Linked DNA regions of Homo sapiens: region 1 is linked to region 2. A link is a contact called in ENCODE Hi-C or POLR2A ChIA-PET data. All regions are on one chromosome and are shown on one strand. The core of a region is the stretch at or near the end of the contact, and the rest is flanking DNA. Distances in the headings are between cores, read along the strand shown. Region 1 overlaps LPIN1 (lipin 1). Region 2 holds the start of LINC01954 (long intergenic non-protein coding RNA 1954).

Region 1 (2,700 bases), core at 57-2,556, 880 kb after region 2:
ACCGTTTTAGCCGGGATGGTCTCGATCTCCTGACCTCGTGATCCGCCCGCCTCGGCCTCCCAAAGTGCTGGGATTACAGGCGTGAGCCACCGCGCCCGGCCTCCAAGGCCATTTTAAACTGACCTTAATCTTCTAGAGGTGGCTGGTGTTGGCAAAAATTGTGGGGTTAGGAAAGCTGTGGCAGGGGTTTTGAATTTTGGCAGTTCCAAGAAAGCAGCGTTTCTTGGCAATTTGTGAAGCCTGGAGATGGATTCTGCCAATTTTGGAATAAATGTGGAATTTTCTAATTTAATCGTGAGGCAAGAAACCATGTGACCTCTGTCACCTCATCCTGACAGTGTCCGCAGTGCTGTCCTTTCTGGAACTGTATGAAATTGCGGTCGTGAATGCTTTGGAGCGTCTGCTGTGTGCTGGAGTTCTACAGATGAGCTTAATTATGGGAACGCCCTCCTGTCCCTGGGCAAGGAGGGGGATGAGCAGGGTGGGGGTGTGCTGGAGGAGGAGACGCCTGCCACTTTGCCACCCTGGAAGCTCACTGCAAGAGCTGCAAAATTTCCCACCTGCCTAACACAGGCAGGGCTTTGGTGGCGGGACCCCAGGGCTGGCTGTTTTTGCTCTTTCATCACTTTTGTCAGGAAGTATTGAAAGACCTTTAAAAGGCCTCTGACTTGCAGGGCCTCTGACCTGCAGGCCTTTTAAAGCATCTCCAGCTTTTCTAGTGAGTTTTTGTATTTTGGACGGGAATGTCTCACGAACCCTGGCATGCCAAGAAAGTCCCCAATTTCCCAGCAGGTAGTGATGGATGCAGAGCTGTGCTCTTCTGTTTAAGAAGCTCCTCAAGGCACTCTGGCCAGGACAGTTTAACCACAGGGACGCTGGTGGACTCAGTCAATCCAGACCTGGCAGAGGGCAGCAGCTGCCTATAAGTGTGTGCCAGTTACAGCAGGGCGTGGGCTGCTGCCCAGGTGGCCTGACTTTCTGTCTGTGTTCCTTTCCCTGTATCACCCTGAGTCTGAGCCAGACTTCCTCTTTTGTCACAGGTAATTCATCACCCTTATCAACCGCCGTTAAGTATCAGTCCACAATGCTCTGAAAAGACTTCCTCTTTGCCGTAAGTGTAAATTACAGGAGGAAGCTAACACTATTTATAAATCAATTTCATTTTCATGCAAGTCTTATTAGTCATGATACCATTTTGGGCACTTCCTAGAAGCTTTTTGTGTTTTTAAATGCTTTGGATGAAAATCCTCATTTGTCTTGTAAACCTCCAAGGTGGATGTGATCTCGGCGAACACCAGTAACAGCGTGATGTTTGTGACTTTATCCAGTGCTGGGCGGACCACAGATAGAGTCCCCAGGTGCTGAGACACTGACTGTAGTGTGCTCAGAGGAGGGCGGCTAGGGCAGTGAGCAGGAAGCCCCAAAATCGTCCCTGTCAAGCCCAGCTGGGGAGCCGACAGTGCCTTCCCTAGAGGAAGGGTGCCAGGGGTGGTCATTTAGTTGTCCTGACATGATCCGTTGGCCCCACGAGCAGCAGCCAGGTCTGTATCTGAGAGCTGTAATTTCCTGCTGATAACAGGAACACAGATAAGGGGCACCCCATCCCAGAGTGATATTAGGTTGGCTTTTGAATCACCAGGCTCCTTGGATGTGCCTTAAGCCCACAGGTGCCCTTTAAGCACCTGCCGTGAGGGCAGATGTGACAGATCGTGTTTGCTCTCTGGGCAGTGAGTGGGTTTTGGGTAGCTTCTCTCCAGGAAATGATGAATCACTCGGAGCTGAGCAAGTGCCAGAGAAGTCTTCAATCACAGACTGAACCCAGGAGGGTGTTTCGGCCTTTCTAAGTCCTTAAGGGTTGTAGGGAAGGTTTTGAACAATGGCTTTTGACTTTACCTTCTGAGAGGCTCTGTCAGGGAGTGGTGATGCTGCGGGTGAGAGCAGTTTTGAAGGTGTCACATCCAGGGCCAACCCTGAGCCTTGCTTCTGTAGCCACCTCCTATGGGAGGTCATGACAATAATAAGATTTTGCATGTGTTGTCCAGGAGCAAAGACCTTTCCAAACTAGTCGTTGTGTTGACCACTGAGGATGACAGCCTGGTGGGCTCAGTCAGAGCCATTGTGTTAATACCCTGCTCCCACACACATAGCTGGTAAATGCCAGAAGTTAACACTCACAGCCAGGCCTTCCGACCCCCAATTTTGTGTCATTTCTGCTTTTCAGTCTTACCCTTAGGTGTCACAGCTGTTTATTTAAACTGTTTGCAGTGAATTTTGTTTGGGAGCATTGTCTTGTGAAATTTATGCTCTGGCAGAGAACAATTCCTGCTGTCTTCTTCATTTCTTCTAATTTTTTTTTTTTTTTTTGAGACGGAGTCACCCAGGCTGGAGTGCAGTGGCACGATCTCGGCTCACTGCAAGCTCTGCCTCCCGGGTTCACGCCATTCTCCTGCCTCAGCCTCCCAAGTAGCTGGGACTACAGGCGCCCGCCACCATGCCCGGCTAATCTTTTTTGTATTTTTAGCAGAGACGGGGTTTCACCATGTTAGCCAGGATGGTCTCGATCTCCTGACCTCGTGATCCGCCCGCCTCAGCCTCCCAAAGTGCTGGGATTACAGGCATGAGCCACCGCGCCCGGCCATTTCTTCTCATTTTTAAATTTTAGTGCTTTTCCCCCTCGTGCCCCGACTTGCCAAGCTACTT
Region 2 (2,879 bases), core at 83-2,582:
TCGTGGGCTCAAGTGATTCTCCTGCCTCAGCCTCCACAGTAGCTGGGACTATAGGTGAAAGCCACCATGCCCAGCTAATTTTTTCTATGTTTTATAGGGACAGGGTCTCACTAGATTTCCCGGGCCATTCTTGAATTCCTGACCTCAAGTGATTCTCTTACCTGGGTCTCCCAAGGTGCTGGGATTATAGACGTGACTCACCATGCCTAGCCTGAGTGCTGGAAAAGTTCTGTACTTTGACTTGGGTGGTGGTTACACAGGTGTATACACACATAAAAATTGATTGAGCTATTCTTTTAAGATTTATGTGCCTATTGCATGTAAGTTATACCTCAGCAAGAAAAAAAAGATAGAAGGAAGCTGATTCCTGGAATGCCCTTGTGGAGTGGAAGTCACCTTGGGACTGTTACAAAAGAGAAAAACAAACTCTTATAGTGTTTGGGTCATTGTCTGTAGGGGCGTTTTTTGTTCTAGCCATTTAATGTGTACCTTAATCAATATATTTATTAAGGGTAGGAATTTTTAATTTTAATTTTGACTCCATTACCCCATTACAGAGCTTGGTGAATAGAAGGTACCCAATATCTGTTTAATGAATGCATGTTTTTGTAGATGGCTTTTATCAGCATGTTAGAACATCCAGTATAAATAAATTTAGAAAACAGAAAAAATTACGACATGTAAAGGGAGGGACCTTCTTCCCCGACTTCCCAACCCACCTGACTTCTGAGTACTTCCTTTCAGTGGGATCTGGTGCAGCAGTTTTCAACTTGCTTAAACAAATGACAAGAACGTTCTGAGACAGGAAATGCTATCTGCTCGGCTGATGGTGCCAGCGTGGGGGTGAATGTTAAATGGAGTGCTTGGGGGAGACCCCTGATGCTCATGTCCCCACGACTCAGAATCAGACGCAGAATCACAGTGCTCTAGGTGCTGTTAGGCTCTAGGAACTGGGGGGAACGATCCCATCGCCAACCCTGGAGCAAGGCAGTGTGTTGTAAGAGGGGATGCTGCCGGGAGTGCTCCTGAGTCATTAAGGGAAGGCTGTGAACAGGAGGAGGAAGGGCTGACAACACAGCCCACACCCTGCTGAGCCTCCAAGGGGATGGCTCCCTCGTGCAGTCAGCAAACATTCACTCTGGGAGGACTGGGGGCTCGGCTGCAGAGAGGAGCGGCACACCCACCGCCTCTGTCCTCAAGGAGCTCCCGGTCCAGCTGCCCCCGGACAAATCCTATGTTACCAACAGTATAACAACGCAATTTTATTTACACCGACTAGATGTCCAGCACCTATCAGTAATACGCTATTTTATTTTCACAAACATCTGGCTCATAGATAATGTTTATCGATGAGAAAACAGAAATTTGAAGAGGCAAAGCAAGTTGCCCAAGGCCAAGGGAGAAGGTCAGCGTGAACTGCTACCGCCATGTTGAAGTTCATCTTCTCTTCACTGCGAGAAGCTGCCTGGACACCAGGGTGGAGGAGCTGTCAGGGCCCTCACTGTGGAAGGTGCTGGCAGAGGGTGGGGAGGTGTGGCCTGAGAGGGGCGTCCATAGTCCCTGAACTTGGCCTTCATGAATGAGTGGCGATCCAGTCAGCAGACAAAAGGTGGAATTGGAGTGAGAGTAGGGGGTCATTCTAGACAGCAGGAACAATGTGTGAGAAGGCCCAGAGCAGAGAAGGCAAGGCATGTGGCAGCTTGGTGTCACGGAAGCCTGGGGTGGGCAAGGGGCTGGGGAGGCCTGGGAGTTGAGGCCAGGGAGGCGAGCAAATGTCTGGTGGGGCCTCCCTTTGGGGTGAACCCCTACACTGGTCCAGAGGCAGAGGGTCGGTTGTCTGTCAATAGGATGAAATTCCTGTTAGTCGGGGTGCCCACTCATTCACTGAGCACGAGCAGGGGTCTCTGCGGGGCCTGGTGTTGGCCTGTGGCTTGGTGAGACACCCTCTCTGGAGGGGCACCCAGACTCTGTGGTCCCTGCCTGGCCCCTCCTTCTATGTCACCTTCCTGGGGTACCACAGATGCATGCCAAAGACCCCCACTTCTCAAAGTACGTTTCATGGCACACTGAGTTTTTTTGAGGAAAAAGGTTTGTGGTAAAATAAATGGAGACAAGGGGGTGATTGCCTCCTCCTTCTTGGAACTTCTTGCAGGTTAGCTTGTTCAAGTCTCTGAAAAGTAAAATGGTTATGGACGTTGTGTGTGTGAGTGTCCCAGTGTCCCAGTGTCCTGGGGCTGCTGTAAGAAAGCACCACGCTGGGGCTTGAGCAACAGACATCGATTCTCTCACAGTTCTGGAGGCCGGAAGTCTGAGATCCAGGAATCGGCAGGGCCGTGCCCCATCTGGAGGCCTAGGGAGGGTCCTTCCTGCTCCTCCAGCTGCTGGTGGCTGACAGTCCATGGCGTCTGTGACGTCTGTGGCATCCGTGGCACCTCAGGCTTGCTTCTGTCCTCATGTGTCTCTGTGTGTCTCTCTCCTAAGGACACAGTCACACTGGATTAAGGGCACACCCTAGTGCAGCAGGACATCTTATTTTAACTAATCACATCTTCAGCAAACCTGTTTCCAGTGAAGGTCACCTTCTGAGGTGCTGGTGAGGCAGGAGAATAGGGTTTGGAGGCGGGGAACCTAAGGCCGTTTCAAGCCGACTTCCTAGAACTGAATTGAAAGGAAACACCTAACTTTCCAGGACTAAGTAACAAAAGGACCAGAGGCTACTCCCTGTGCAAAACCCCCACCTTTTCTGCACCACAGATGGGAAATTGGTTTTCCGCAACCAGTCAGACTGATTGCCGGGCCGCTGAGTCTTCCTTTGCATAGAAATGCAACTTTGCAACTTCATCTTAGCCTCTGATTGGTTGCTTTTTGCAGCCAATCAG

Evidence for each region. Hi-C counts contacts between places; a loop is a spot of excess contacts on that map. ChIA-PET counts read pairs that join two places held with the same protein, here RNA polymerase II (POLR2A).
Region 1: a loop to region 2 is called in a map with no recorded cell type, with 5 times the contacts of the local background. The contact joins the enhancer-like site here to the promoter of LINC01954 in region 2. A Hi-C loop is called at or near these places in 1 of 37 single-sample maps with no recorded cell type. POLR2A ChIA-PET finds 5 or more read pairs at or near these places in 1 of 52 experiments (A549).

Annotation. Positions count from the first base shown.
Region 1 is chr2:11,752,630-11,755,329 of GRCh38, forward strand. The region is part of intron 1 of LPIN1 (lipin 1); the gene reads left to right. Among named protein-coding and RNA genes, the nearest start is that of LPIN1, 7.3 kb to the left of the region's middle. RefSeq lists an enhancer at 1,166-1,375. Within about 2 kb of position 1,307, at least 27 of the 41 ENCODE cell types and tissues checked have a DNase peak (open chromatin) inside an H3K27ac peak, as active enhancers do.
Region 2 is chr2:10,876,935-10,879,813 of GRCh38, forward strand. LINC01954 (long intergenic non-protein coding RNA 1954) reads left to right here and starts at 1,333. Exons shown (of 2, transcript NR_110575.1): 1 at 1,333-1,510.